Linked DNA regions of Homo sapiens: region 1 is linked to region 2. A link is a contact called in ENCODE Hi-C or POLR2A ChIA-PET data. All regions are on one chromosome and are shown on one strand. The core of a region is the stretch at or near the end of the contact, and the rest is flanking DNA. Distances in the headings are between cores, read along the strand shown. Region 1 holds the start of GRIK1-AS1 (GRIK1 antisense RNA 1). Region 2 holds the start of MAP3K7CL (MAP3K7 C-terminal like).

What was found. A loop is a pair of places that touch in the nucleus more often than their neighbours do. ChIA-PET counts read pairs that join two places held with the same protein, here RNA polymerase II (POLR2A).
Region 1: a map of upper lobe of right lung shows a loop between it and region 2 (7-fold over the local background). The contact joins the promoter of GRIK1-AS1 here to the promoter of MAP3K7CL in region 2. A Hi-C loop is called at or near these places in 1 of 168 maps with a recorded cell type or tissue (upper lobe of right lung). POLR2A ChIA-PET finds 5 or more read pairs at or near these places in 1 of 52 experiments (AG04450).

What each region holds. Positions count from the first base shown.
Region 1 is chr21:29,745,959-29,752,672 of GRCh38, forward strand. GRIK1-AS1 (GRIK1 antisense RNA 1) reads left to right here and starts at 2,217. Exons shown (of 5, transcript NR_027021.1): 1 at 2,217-2,342; 2 at 2,876-3,187. The region is part of intron 1 of GRIK1 (glutamate ionotropic receptor kainate type subunit 1); the gene reads right to left.
Region 2 is chr21:29,126,334-29,133,411 of GRCh38, forward strand. It overlaps MAP3K7CL (MAP3K7 C-terminal like), which reads left to right and starts at 4,311. Exons shown (of 5, transcript NM_001286620.2): 1 at 4,311-4,590; 2 at 6,973-7,078. The coding sequence starts at 7,012. It also overlaps the pseudogene RPL12P9.

The sequences.
Region 1 (6,714 bases), core at 967-3,466, 620 kb after region 2:
CCAGGTGTGGTGGCGGGCGCCTGTAGTCCCAGCTACTCGGGAGGCTGAGGCAGGAGAATGGCATGAACCTGGGAGGCAGAGCTTGCAGTGAGCCAAGATCGCGCCACTGCACTCCAGCCTGGGTGACAGAGCGGGACTCCGTTTCAAAAATAAAAAAAAAATAAAAATCGAGAAAAGAGAAGAGCTACACATAGCACAATTATTCTTGGAACTATTTTGCACTTCTGTGTGCTGACTGTTATGTTAGGTTGCATGGTTAATTTTAACATCTCTCTACACTAGAACATGGATTGGGTACCACACTTGGGCCCTGATTTGAAATTAATTACTTTATCAAACATTTGTTAAACAACTTTGAAATTTCTGCCTATGTGCCAAGCCCTTGAAACACAAAGCTGGGTAAAACAGTGTAAGGGCAAGGACAAATACAGATAGTGACATCATTGCATGATCTGATAAGTGATTTAATCACAATTTGAACAAAGAACTGTGGGAATAAAATACAGAGGATAACCTTCCTTCAGTGGTCTCCCTGTTTCTTTCTCTCTCATTTTCTCTGTCTACACACATGTGCACACTAACACATGTATTGATATCATTCCGGCTAATTCAGAAAATCATAAATGTTCACTCAAGAGAGTTAAGATTTTACTCAATGATTGTAATTGTAAAGTGACTATGAGAAAAAGTTCAAGTGAAAGGACTTGGCTGATCTGAAGTAGGGTGTTATCAATTTTAATGAATCATTGAGCAACAGGTTTAGAGAGGACATTAAAAGAGATGACACACAAATATAAACCAGAGAATTGCCAATTGAAGGGAACAACCAGAAATGCAATTTAAAGTGGTGTTCTTTTGATGTTCAAAGTAACTTTTGGTGATTTTTACACACAGAGAAAAAGAAAACATTTTTTCCCTACTCAAGGTACTGCCATACAAAATAATCAAAAGGAAAAAGTATCACTTTTAGGTAGCCATTTTCTACACCTCAATCAGATTAAAGGTCTATTTTTCATCGGTTTACTTAGAGTGAATTTGCACTGCTGCATGGTGTTGTTAGTCTTTGTTGGATACCATAAGGTGTCTCCCAAGAACTTAGGAATAATGAAAATAAAATTGTTCCCTGAGAGCTAAACTATGAGCCAAACAAATAATAAATAAAAGTAGAGAATCACAGTTACCTTAAATAGACAAAAGAGCTCCCAGGACTGCAAGACTTGATTGTAACCTGCCTGAATGTATTAGAGTACTAAGAAAGAATATAGTCTCAACTGATGTCTGCACAGCCATGGGAAGATAAGGGAAAAGAAAGTCTCAGAGCAATATGGGCATGCCATTTATGCATGGTCCTGGCTAGGGAGTAAGAGCATCCTTTTGAGTAGGATATGTCTAGCTCTTACACATCAGATTAATCTCCCAAATCCTTGTTGTGTTCTCTTTACATGATCAGGAAGGAAATCTCCAATTGTGATCTGGCTTCCTGCAGGGGTTAAGGTAAACAAGGCAGACCCTGAGAAGAGGCGAAGGCAGAAAGTATCAGTTGGTTGAAGAAAGATAGTATCAGTTGTTGAAGAAAGAATAGAAAGCATGGGCCAGGCCGGGTGGCTCACACCTATAATCCCAGCACTTTGGTAGGCTGAGGCAGGTGGATCACGAGGTCAGGAGATCGAGACCATCCTGGCCAATATGGTGAAACCCCGTCTCTACTAAAAATACAAAAATTAGCTGGGCGTGGTGGCACGTGCCTGTAGTTCCAGCTACTCGGGAGGCTGAGGCAGGAGAATCGCTTGAACCTGGGAGGCAGAGCTGGCAGTGAGCAGAGATTGCACCACTGCACTTCAGCCTGGCGACAGAGCATGACTCCATCTCAAAGAAAAAAGAATAGAAAGCATGAGTAGTGATTACAGACATAAATTTCAGTAGCCCACTGAAGAAATATTCTGTGATTTAATGTCAGTCTTTTTAAAGTCACAATTTACAGCAACCTTTTTCTCCCTTAGAATTTAAACATGCTTAATCCCGTTTCATCTCAAACAATAAAATAAAAGAGACATGCCACCTCCACTTTTTCCAACACCCCTTTCCTGAGTTCCAGCTAACACTGTGAAAGCAAGGTGTATGTTTCTTAAGTATTCATTTAAGTTCTTGGGTTTATTTACATATTGTTTCTCCCTGGCATTAATCAGAGTATTGTTTGAATTTTCCAACGGTATTTCAGTTACACTCTGTTGATTCAAAAGAAGGTTGTTTGTCCAAGCTTGTCCAAGTCAGTTTCAAGAGGCTCAGCCACCAAAAGTTTCATCAAAGAGGAAGCCAAGGTCATCAGTAAAGCCTCACGAGAGGTAGGATCACAGGGGTGAAGTGGACACTCACGGGTCCTGCCATCCTTGGCATCAGGAAAGTCTCCATTCTGGACCACCTTTGTCTGTCTGAACAATTCCTCTCAGATTTTAGAGTCTGGAAATTTCCTGAGTAGCTTAAGAGAAGATAAGAGTCAAAGTTTCCAAACTGTAGAAATAACCCAAATGCATGGCTCCTTTTATTTCCACAAATTTGGCCAGAGACATGACAATTTGGGCAACTTTGTGCAATGTTTTACATTTAATGATTTTTATGACCCAAACTCTGCTAGGCAGAATAGTATAAGCATTTGTAATCCGTACTGAAATAATCCATCTGGCATAAAATCCAAATTTCAAAATTGGATGAGATTGTGTGTTCTGGGCCTACCAAGATAGTTATTACACACATGAGAACTCAAAATACTAAAGCTACTGGTAGAAACAATTGCTCTTCTCCTTGCTGTAAACATGAAAGTGAGAAGCAGCAAAGAACGATCAACAAATTAACACCCTTTTCATATTTTTTGTGACAGCTACCTGGAACGGGCAGGAAAGAAAAATGCAGATAAGAAAATTAAAACCACAGACTCCTGGGCAGCGAACAAGAGCCTTCTGATCCTAATTCGATCTGGAGTTAAGAATGAAGGGGATTTCTGTAGCAGTTTCTTTTGCATAGCAGAGCTCCGACTTTTCCAGCAACAGCGTGTCCCTGGAAGCTACACAAAGTCCTCTTTGATTGCCTGTGATCAAAGCCACGAAGGCTCTCCTGCAACATCTTAGCTTCAGAAAGCCAGGAAAATCAGAATGCTGAGAGTATATTAATAATTCCTAAACATATTTTTAAGGTGAGTGGTACTTCTAACAGAGCTTCATTATTACTAAAAATGATTTGTTTCTGACTTTCCTGTTGGGGAAAAAGTTAGCCTTAACTTTCTGATGAGCAAGTTGCATGTTACAGTGGATATTGAACAATATAGTCAGTTGTTTTACTCAGAATTTATGCAGCTGATCACATAGGGACAGGACTGGATGATAGAAAGCTCACTAGACTGGAAGTCAGGAGAATCAGCTTTGTCACCGATCTAACGTAGCATAGTGGACGTGTCTAATAGCCTTGGCCTCAGCATCTCCATCTGTGAAATGGGCTGAAGGGCTTGAGCTCTCTGTTACTTCTTTGGGATGTGGTAGTTAAGAAGGCTCCCATTGGATTCCACATACCCTTGTTTATAGCCATGGCTGAATCTTCACAAGACTGCCAAATCCCAAGCTGCCTCCTCTTCTGTACCATTTCTGCCACATTTGGGTCTTTATCAGCAGGAGAGTGCAGACACTTTAATGTGAATTCATGTGCAGCATTTGACCGAGGATTATTTCTACTTTTTAAAAGGCAGCAAGCAAAAACATGCAACTTGATATATGGGGGTGGGAAGGATCATATTTTAAAGTCAGAAGAACTGCTTATATATTTCAACTATAAAATTTATTATCTGTGTGAATTTCATTAAATTATTTAACTCCTCTGAGTCTCAATTTCTTATCTGTATAATAAAACCTAGTCCGCATATTGCAATGAAGTTAAAAAGACAGTCTGTTTATGAAAAGTGTAAATTTCTATTTAATATCAAAAGTACGTAATCTAAATTGTGAAGTCTTTATTATTTTTACTATTTATTTTTATTTATTTATATATTTCATGAATATTAGTAGTAGTTGTTATAGAAGAGTATTAGTAGTATTAGTTGTAGGGACAAGAACCAACAAACTATTTTTTTAATGATGGCATTTCATATACAATGAGGAATCAGGGTAGAAGAATTAATTGAGGAGAGGGAAGCATCTTTTTGCGGCAATTAAAATATGTACAATCATACCTAAACTAGTCACCCTATTTTTAGTTCCTTCTCTCCCTTCCTTCTCTCCCTCCCTTCCTTCCCTTCCTCCCTCCCTCCCTCCCTCCCTCCCTCATTCCTTTATTCCTTCCTTCCTTGCTGTCTTGCTTTCTTTCTGAATATGTACCTACTCTACATTTGCCAACTCCAACTCTGGATGCATTCTAAAGGAAAGACAAGCCAACCACAGGGTAGAAACATCACCCTGAGCCAGAGCTCTGGGTCAACAGTGACGACAGGAGGCATCTGGTAGGGAGAAAAGATGTAGCAATTTTACCTGGAACTACAAAGATTTGAGACTCAGAATCACGCTGACATTTGGGGACCTAGCAGGGGTGTATAGACAAAATGTGGCACCACATTTGTCTTGAACTACTGATTGCTGAGGCAGATTTTCTTGTAAAGGTAGGACGCCAAGCAGTATGGTCCAATCTCTCCTTGATTTTCTGATGAGGGTCAATAGAGGAGAGAAGGAGAGAGAAGAATTGAGAGAAGCAAAATTTGGAGACCGTTGAAGAGTCAGGCTCTCTTATAGATTCTCAGAAGAAAAAAGAAAACCTGTGATACTGATATATCAAATAAGAGAGGTTTGATATATTATTAGATATCAAATTGATGTATCTAATAAGATAGGTTTGATATTTTCACTCTCGTCCGTGTGAAGAGACCACCAAACAGGCTTTGTGTGAGCAATAAAGCTTTTTAATCACCTGGGTGCAGGCGGACTGAGTCCGAAAAGAGTCAGCGAAGGGAGATAGGGGTGGGGCCGTTTTATAAGATTTGGGTGGATAGTGGAAAATTACAGTCAAAGGGGGTTGTTCGCTGGCAGGCAGGGACAGGGGTCACAAGGTGCTCAGTGGGGGACCTTTTGAGCCAGGATGAGCCAGGAGAAGGAATTTCACAAGGTAATGTCATCAGCTAAGGCATGGACCAGCCATTTTCACTTCTTTTGTGATTCTTCAGTTACTTCAGGCCATCTGGATGTATACGTGCAGGTCACAGGGGATATGATGGCTTAGCTTGGGCTCAGAGGCCTGACAGATACAACATTTGATTATATTTGATATATCTTATTTGATATACCTAATAAGATATATCAAATAAGATAGATAGGTTTTAAATAAGATTAGTTGGCAAGAAAGCTGCCTCACACCACCCCTACTGCAGCCTTTTGCACATTTCTGTCCTTAGCTTACCTCCCTTTCATCTGGTAATAATGGTGGCACTGGACCTTTTTTCCAGATCACCTTCCTTTAGCTGCCTCTTGGTCCACTTTTCCCCTTCAAGGTTGCTCTTGCTGCTAAAGGTTTACCATGACTTTATTTCTGTGGATGGGAATGGGGAGTGAGCGTGTGTTATTATGGAGCCATCTCTTAATGATGTAGTCCTGGGCCCAGGGAGAACTTGCAATTGCATGCTCCATAAGTCCTTCTTTATTTCTTCCATGCACACAGCAGCTTTGCTAATGCCTCTCAGCCTGACACACCCAGTCAATCTGTTACACTCAAGATGGTTTTTACTACAATGGGAGGGAATCTGCATATGTCCTGGTGGGTACTGGTACATCTGATTTTTACATAGGTTGCAAGTAATCTGACCAGTTTGTTAATGACCTTCTAATGTACATTTGCATTATGATTGTTCCCATTATTTGCCATTCCAATTCCACTTACGGGGGTTTTCTTTCGAGACGCTAGCTGTCTTTCCTACCTGCCTGTAACACATTCACAAAGTTAATGAGGACATGTGCGCATGGCAGTGGGTGTCACCATTTTAATTGCTTCCAAATATGGTTAGCATATGTTGTCTCAGTATAGAAAATCTGAATTAAAATGCTAAGCCTTTTTAGTACTGGCAAGAGATAATAGTCTCTAGAGCTAGGGCTCTTCTGAGAAATTCATGACGTCTCCAAAGTTTCCCTCTGGTTCAAGAAGATGCTGGTTTTTCTGAAACAGCTCTTATATACTTTTGATCTCCTTGGACTTTTAACGCTTCTGTAGATAGTGATTTGGTAACTTCCATGAGATAAGGTCAGAGCTAGAATGGGCTGGGACTTGCTTTCATTAGTATGTGTCTAAGCACTTGGTCCAGGAATGATATCCTTAACAGTAGCTTTCCTGTTCAGTCACTTCCCCCTAATTTAACTATAAGAACAAGGAACTTAATTTTGTTGAGGTCTTACAAAAAATTGTATTCTTTGATTATATGCTGTGAGCATGAAGGATGTGTGAAAATACTCAAAAGAGAACGTCTGCTTCTTCTTTGCAAGAAGCTTACTATTTCTTGGATGAGACCAAATGGCCAGAAAAAGGAGCTTAACAATATTGTACAAAGTAAATTCAAAGAAAAAATATGGCCAGGCACAGTGGCTCACACCTGTAATATCAACATTTTGAGAGGCCGAGGTGGGAGGATCACTGGAGGCCAGGAGTTTGAGACCAGCCTGAGTAACATAGTGAGACTCATATCTCTACAAAAAAAAA
Region 2 (7,078 bases), core at 3,061-5,560:
CCCATCCATTCCTATACATGTTGTCTATGGCTGCCTTTATGCTACAGAGGCAGAGATGAGTAGTTGTGACAGAGATCCTTAAGAGCTCATAAGTGTAAAATATTTCTTTCTTTCTGTTTTTTTGTTTGTTTGTTTGTTTTTTGAGATGAAGTTTTGCTCTTGTTGCCCAGGCTGGAGTACAATGGTGTGGTCTTGGCTCACTGCAACCTTCACCTCCCGAGTTCAAGTGATTCTCCTGCCTCAGCCTCCTGAGTAGCTGGGATTACAGGCACTCGCCACCACGCCTGGCTAATTTTTGTATTTTTAGTAGAGACGGGGTCTTACCATGTTGGCCAGGCTGGTCTCAAATTCCTGACCTTAGGTGATCCGCCTGCCTCGGCCTCCCAAAATGCTGGAATTACAGATGTGAGCCACCGTGCCTGGCTCACAAGTGTAAAATATTTCTAATATGGCCCTTTAGAGAAAAATTGTGCTGACCTCTGGATATAATGGAAGAGTGATTATTTTGCCGTCATGGAATATTTCTTTGTTGGAGACTACCGGCCGTATATGTCACATAGCAATACAGAGCTGACTTTAAAATGTTGGGGAAAATGTCTTCTCAACTATTCTCTAAATGCTATGAATAGCCATTAAAATTTCTTTTTTAAAATTTCCAGAATGAGGGTCTACCCAGACTACTGAGTCACTATGGCAAAGCCTGGGAATGGGTATTTTTTAAAGGCACCTAGTAATCAGGTACTTTTGAGAAACACTAGCCTGGAACATACCAAGCTACATACGTATTGAGTTGTACTGAGAAATTGATATTGCATAATTGTGACAATAGTCTATGGTAGGAGTGTATTATTGATCATAATTCAGAAGCAAGTCTAGAGCTCAGTATGTGAAAAGCTCCTTGAATATTATTGAAAATAACTTTCCAAATAACTGTAAAAACACATTTGTTGCTGAAAATAATAAAATAAAAATTATACATTATTGCCACCATCAAGAAACATACTGTTAATCTGTTTATATATTGATGCAGAAACACATCCTTTCTGGATTGAATTTATATAATTCTATTAAATTCTTAAAATACCATGTAGTTATTTTGGGTTTCAGTTATGGGAAGGGATTTCACTTGGATTTCAGATTTGTTACTCTCTTGAAAGTGTTTGGATAAAGAGCCAAGAAATACATCATTGCTCATATGGGAACAGAAAAGCTGGTAAATGTTAATTGTGACTGAAAACCTTGAATTTATGTTATCAGATTCAGAAAGAGAACATTTAGACAATTTAGATGTATTTTTTTTTGTTCCTTTCTCATTGTTGTCAAATTATCTTTTAATGAAATCTTTTTCTTTGTAGCCCTTTACCAACTGGGCATCTACCACACCTCTCTTGATGTCATTTTTGATGTCATGAGGACGTAGCTGTCAGTGTTGCAGCTCACACAGTGGGCAATCCCCAGGCTCACTTTAATGATTCCAGAGAGTTCTGTGGATAAAGATCTATGCTGTGTTGGTGAGGAGCTGTTGACAGTATCATAGAAGGCAATATTTCCGTTGTGTTTAATATGTAACTGTCTCTTTCTATCTCTGTATGGTTCTTTGAGAGCCTGATGGTCAGTGCAGAAAAGGAAGGTGCTACTTCATCCTAGGTCTGTCCATTCTGAACTGTCAGTTTCACTAGAATTCAGCCACTTCCAGTCACTGACTGCCTTGGCAATGTCAGTGTCACCACCAGCTTTTCTGAAGGCAGACCCAGGGGGCCAATTTGAGAGACAGCACAGATGTGGTATCTGCTTTCCCATTGGCACACATAAGATGCAAAACTTTGATTTTCTTGGGGTGGAACTTGGGTGTCATGATAAAGATGGCTAGTGTCAGATGAACCTGGATACTGGACCACTGAAGAAAGTGATACTTTTGTCTCCTCCAAACAAAAGCTGAGAGTCAGACTTATTCTAAAAAATTTCAATTAAATTTTTTTTTTTTTTTGAGATGGAGTCTCACTCTGTCGCCCAGGCTGGAGTGCAGTGGCACGATTTAGGCTCACTGCAAGCTCCGCCTCCTGGGTTCACACCATTCTCCTGCCTCAGCCTCCCGAGTAGCTGGGGCTACAGGCGCCCACCACCACGCCCGGCTAATTTTTTGTATTTTTAGTACAGACGGGGTTTCACCATGTTAGCCAGGATGGTCTCGATCTCCTGACCTCATGATCTGCCTGCCTCAGCCTCCCAAATTGCTGGGATTACAGGCGTGAGCCACCGCGCCCGGCCAATTAAATCTTTGATACGGAGTGCATCCTGGTGTAGTGGAAGTAGCTTGAACTAATAATTAGAAAACCTGGATCCTATCTGGGTTCTTAATTCTATTATGGTCATTCATCCTCAAGCCTGTTATTTGAATTGTCTGCGTCTCAATTTGCTCATCTGTCAAATCGGGATGGCAATACTGACAAAGACTATTGTATAGGATCTTCTGGAAGATTAAAATGAGGTCGTGAATAAGAAATTCACTTCGATAAATTATAATGCATTAGTAAGTTTTATTATAACCATAAAATAATATTAAAACAGTAATATTAATTCCTGAAAAGAATAAGCTTATATGTGAATGTTTTAATTGTCTGAGTCTGTACAGCTTTATTGTTGTATATATCATAACAAATTAGCCTTCCATTCATTAGATTAAGAAAGCCTGCTGAGTCCTTTTACTTGTATATTTAATACCTTTTGAACAGTTGTCAATTTACAGAAAAAAACGGAGTAAAATGTATGGAATTCCCATATATTTCCTCATCCCTCTAACCCCTAATTAACATCTTTGCTTCAATTAATGAACCAATATTGATACATTATTATTCATTATTAGTCCATAGTTTACATTAGGGTTCACTCTGTGTTGTACATTCTATGGGTTTGGACAATTGTGTAATGATGTGTATCTACCATTACAGTCTCATATAGAATAGTTTCACTGCCCTAAAAATCCCTCATGCACCACCTATTCATCCTTCCTTTTTCTCTTCCTGAATCCCTGGCAACCACTGATCTTTTTACAGTATCCACAGTTTTACCTTTTCTAGAATGTCATGTTGTTGGAATTATACAGCATGTAGCCTTTCAAGATTTAGCTTCTTTCATTTAGTAATATGCACTTAAGATACTTCCATATCTTTTTGTGGCTTGATAGTTTTTCTTTTTATCCCTGAATGATATTCCATTGTCAGGATATACCAGGATTTATTTACCTATTGAAGAACTTGGTTGCTTCCAAATTTTGGCAATTATGCATAAACCTGCTATAAACATCTGTATGCAGGCTTTTGGGGAAATAACAAGAAGTGTGATTTCTGGGTCATGTGGTAAAAGTATGTTTGCTTTTGTAAGAAACTGCCCAACTGTTTACTAAAGTGGGATATACTATTATGTTTTCATTCCCACCAGCACGGAATGAAAGTTCCTGTTGCTCCACAGCCTCACCAACATTTGATGTTGTCAGTATTTTGAATTTGGGTTATTCCAATAGGTGTATAGTGGTATTTCATTGTTGTCTTAGTTTGCAATTCCCTAATGACATATGATGTTGATCATCTTTTCATATGCTTACTTGCCATCTGTATATTTTCTGTAGTGAGATATCTTTCAGATCTTTTGCCTATTTTTTGATTGGGTTGTTTGTTTTTCTGTTGTTGAATTTTAAGAGTTCATTGTATATTTTGGATGCCAGTCCATCATCTGATATGTATTTTGCATATTTTCTTTCAGTCTGTGGCTTGTGTTTGCCTTCTCCTAATATTTATTTTGCTTATTTAACCTCAAAAATCACAATCCAATTATTTTTTAAGTACCAATGACATCCAGGTTTACAGTTTTTAAAAAGGTTGACAAATCCTAATGCTGTATTCTTATTTACCATTGACTCCTTTTGTGGTTGGTTGCATTTGAAGAATGAATCGAGTCATCAAGCCCAACATGGGCTCAACCTCAAACCTCACATTCTTAACCAGGATCCTCGCTGCTATCATCTGAGAGTCAGCCTGTGGCCTGTCCAAGTTGGCTGGGTCTGGCTGAGCTGATTGGAGCGGCCGACATTTTTGCTGACTGGAGTCATGCTATCTTTGCCAGTTTGCTGGAATAGACACAGACACCGATTGGGTCACGCTGAAGACATTCCTGTCTTGTGAAGCAAGTCTGTTTGTATTTTAAGTTTGCCAGGACTAATGAATTAAAACATTTGGACTCCCCACAACTTGCTGTTTATCAATGCCTCTGACAGGAGGAGGGTTTTCTTTTGCTCTTGCTTTTTCTAGAAAGATGACAACATCCTGGCTGTTAGAGAGGCAAGGAAAGGAGAGAGGGGTTGTGAAGGGAAGCGGAAGGGAAGGGAAGGGAGGTCCCGTGGGACGCTGGGGTCTGGGGCAGAGCAGGTAGCAGCGTGCTGCCCTGACAGCTGTCTCCGCTCCTCAGATTGTCAGTGGCTGCTATGCAGCAGGTGCAGCCTGGTCTCTCACTGAGTCTCTACTCCACAAAGGCAACGACTGGCCAAGGCAGTGGCTGGCTCTGGGTTACACAAGTGCAGACACTCAACTAAGTGAGGTAAGCCAACAGGTGTGAAAACTGAACTAAATGCTCAGATCAGCAGCAACTTAACCAAAGCTCTGTTACAGCCTGTAGCCAAGAGAAGGAACCTGTGGTTCGTTTCCCCAGACGGTGTGATGAAAAGGCAAGTTGGTGTAGGGGCATTTGTGGTCAACATGGTGTGGAACTCAAAGTCCACTCAGTCTTGCCACCATCCTTTCATAGGCAGACAGATGTTCTCCATTGAGCGGAGGGGAGGGACTCTAATTAGCTGTGTTTATTAATTCCATTTCCTGTAGCTGGAAACCATACCAGAGGACTATTTACAAAATCCTTGAGGCAAATTTCTACCTCTTGTACTTGATTTCTTGGTGCGGGAAAGTGTTGGGGGATTTAGCCAAAAGAGGAGTGCAACTTTCCATCCTTAGATGTTATGCTAAAGTGATTCGGTGATTGTACAATGCATAACAGTAAAACTTTTCTTTTTAGCTAAAATGTTAAGGGAATTTTAATGGTTTCTTCTGTTGAATTTGAGACAATCCATGCCATTCCCTAGGTGGCTAACAAAATGCTTGATTCTGAGCAGGTAAGACTGGACAGAAGGGTGGCAGAGTTAAGATAAAACAAATCCTGAATCAAATAACAGATATTTTATATTACTCTTTTTTAAAATTAAATGTTTCATGTCACTATTTCTTTCTAACTTAGAATTACATGATATGGACAGTGGAGAGCTTTTTGGTGCATTGCTACTTGTAGTGCTAAATAAATGGGCCAAATTATGATTCTAACTGGATAATAAACAGTTGCTGGTTTTTCTCCAAAGCTATACTAGGGTTTTAATATAAGCCTGATCTTTTTTCATATGCTGGGTAAGATGATTCCATATGTATGTATGTCTAAATATACATGTATATATATATGCATTGGCTTTGGCTCTATAAATACTTTTAAAAACAAAATTCAGTGTTCTGGACACTATTTTTAGATAGATAGAGGAAAGTTATGGGAAAAAGTCAGAAACCGTGCTGTGAGAAAATGTCCTGCTAAAGCATTTCCCAGAATCTCTTTAAGGATGGCTAAAGAGATTATTTATACTTTGCCATTTTTAGAGCTATTTCCCTTAAAATATCATTCAGGTTTTTTGGTTTACTGTCTACATGAGAAGGAAAGTAGAGGGTTTAGGGGAGGTGGGACTAAAAATAGAAAAGTTAAATATATGTTTTTAAATAAGAAAGATATCATGTATTTATAACTATCTTTTCCTAGTCCCCTATAGACATCAAATTATCAAATATCTTGGTTAAAATATATTTGGGCTAAGTTCTCTGATTATAACCAGAAATATTCATGTGTTTTTGCCCATTCCATTTTATCTGCAGGATGTTTTTTTTCCATTCATTCTACCTTAATTAATTAAATGATGATTTGATAGCTGGAGTAGAATATCTATAGGATGTTTTTGAGTCTTGTCTTTGCTTTTATAGAGTGTTAAGATGTGCATCCTTAGAAATGTTTGGTAGACTTACAGGTAGTTAATCAGATATTTAAAGCATATGATATTCATCATATAACAGATATTTTAAAGTGGTTTTTGGTATTCTTTATTTATTTATTTATTTTAGACAGAGTCTCACTCTGTCGCCCAGGCTGGAGTGCAGTGGTACGATCTCGGTTGACTGCAACCTCTGCCTCCCGGGTTCAAGCGATTTTCTTGCCTCAGCTTCCCAAGTAGCTGGGATTACAGGTGCCTGCTAGCATGCCCCACTAATTTTTGAATTTTTGATAGAGATGGGGTTTTCTCATGTTGGTCAAGCTGGTCTCGAACTTCTGACCTCAGGGGATCTGCCTGCCTCGGCCTCCCAAAGTGTTGGGGTTACAGGCATGAGCCACCACACCCAGCGACTTTTGGTATTCTTTAAATGATTCCATGAAACCCATTCTTTGCCACTCTCAGATTAATAATTCAGATTTAATTTAGGCTTTTGAACATGAAAAGCAAGTCTAATCTGAAGCCATCTGATACCTTATTAAGACTATATCTCTTTTTATCCTCCTCAGTTGAAAGTAAAATACTTTATATGACCTTAAAGAGGCAGGATTGAACTGGTCCGTGTAAAAAGATATTGAGCAAGTAAGGCAGGTAGAGATATTTCCCATATTTCATTCATTCTAGATGTATATTGCAAAAGCAATTTTTTCTTGAGCCAAGAAAAAAAGATTTAAATGGGGCGGATGAATACTTTTGACATAGAAAAAGCTCAAAACTAGGAGTATCTTTAGAATAAGCAGGTAATGCTTACTAACCTTAATAACTTCACCTGTAATTTCCAAGGGCCTCTGAGTATTTAGGGGGATGATGCTGGATAAAGTGACAATGGCTCTCTCTTGCTGTCACAGCTGGAAGACCCAGGAGAAGGCGGAGGCTCAGGTGCCCACATGATCAGCACAGCCAGGGTACCTGCTGACAAGCCTGTACGCATCGCCTTTAGCCTCAATGACGCCT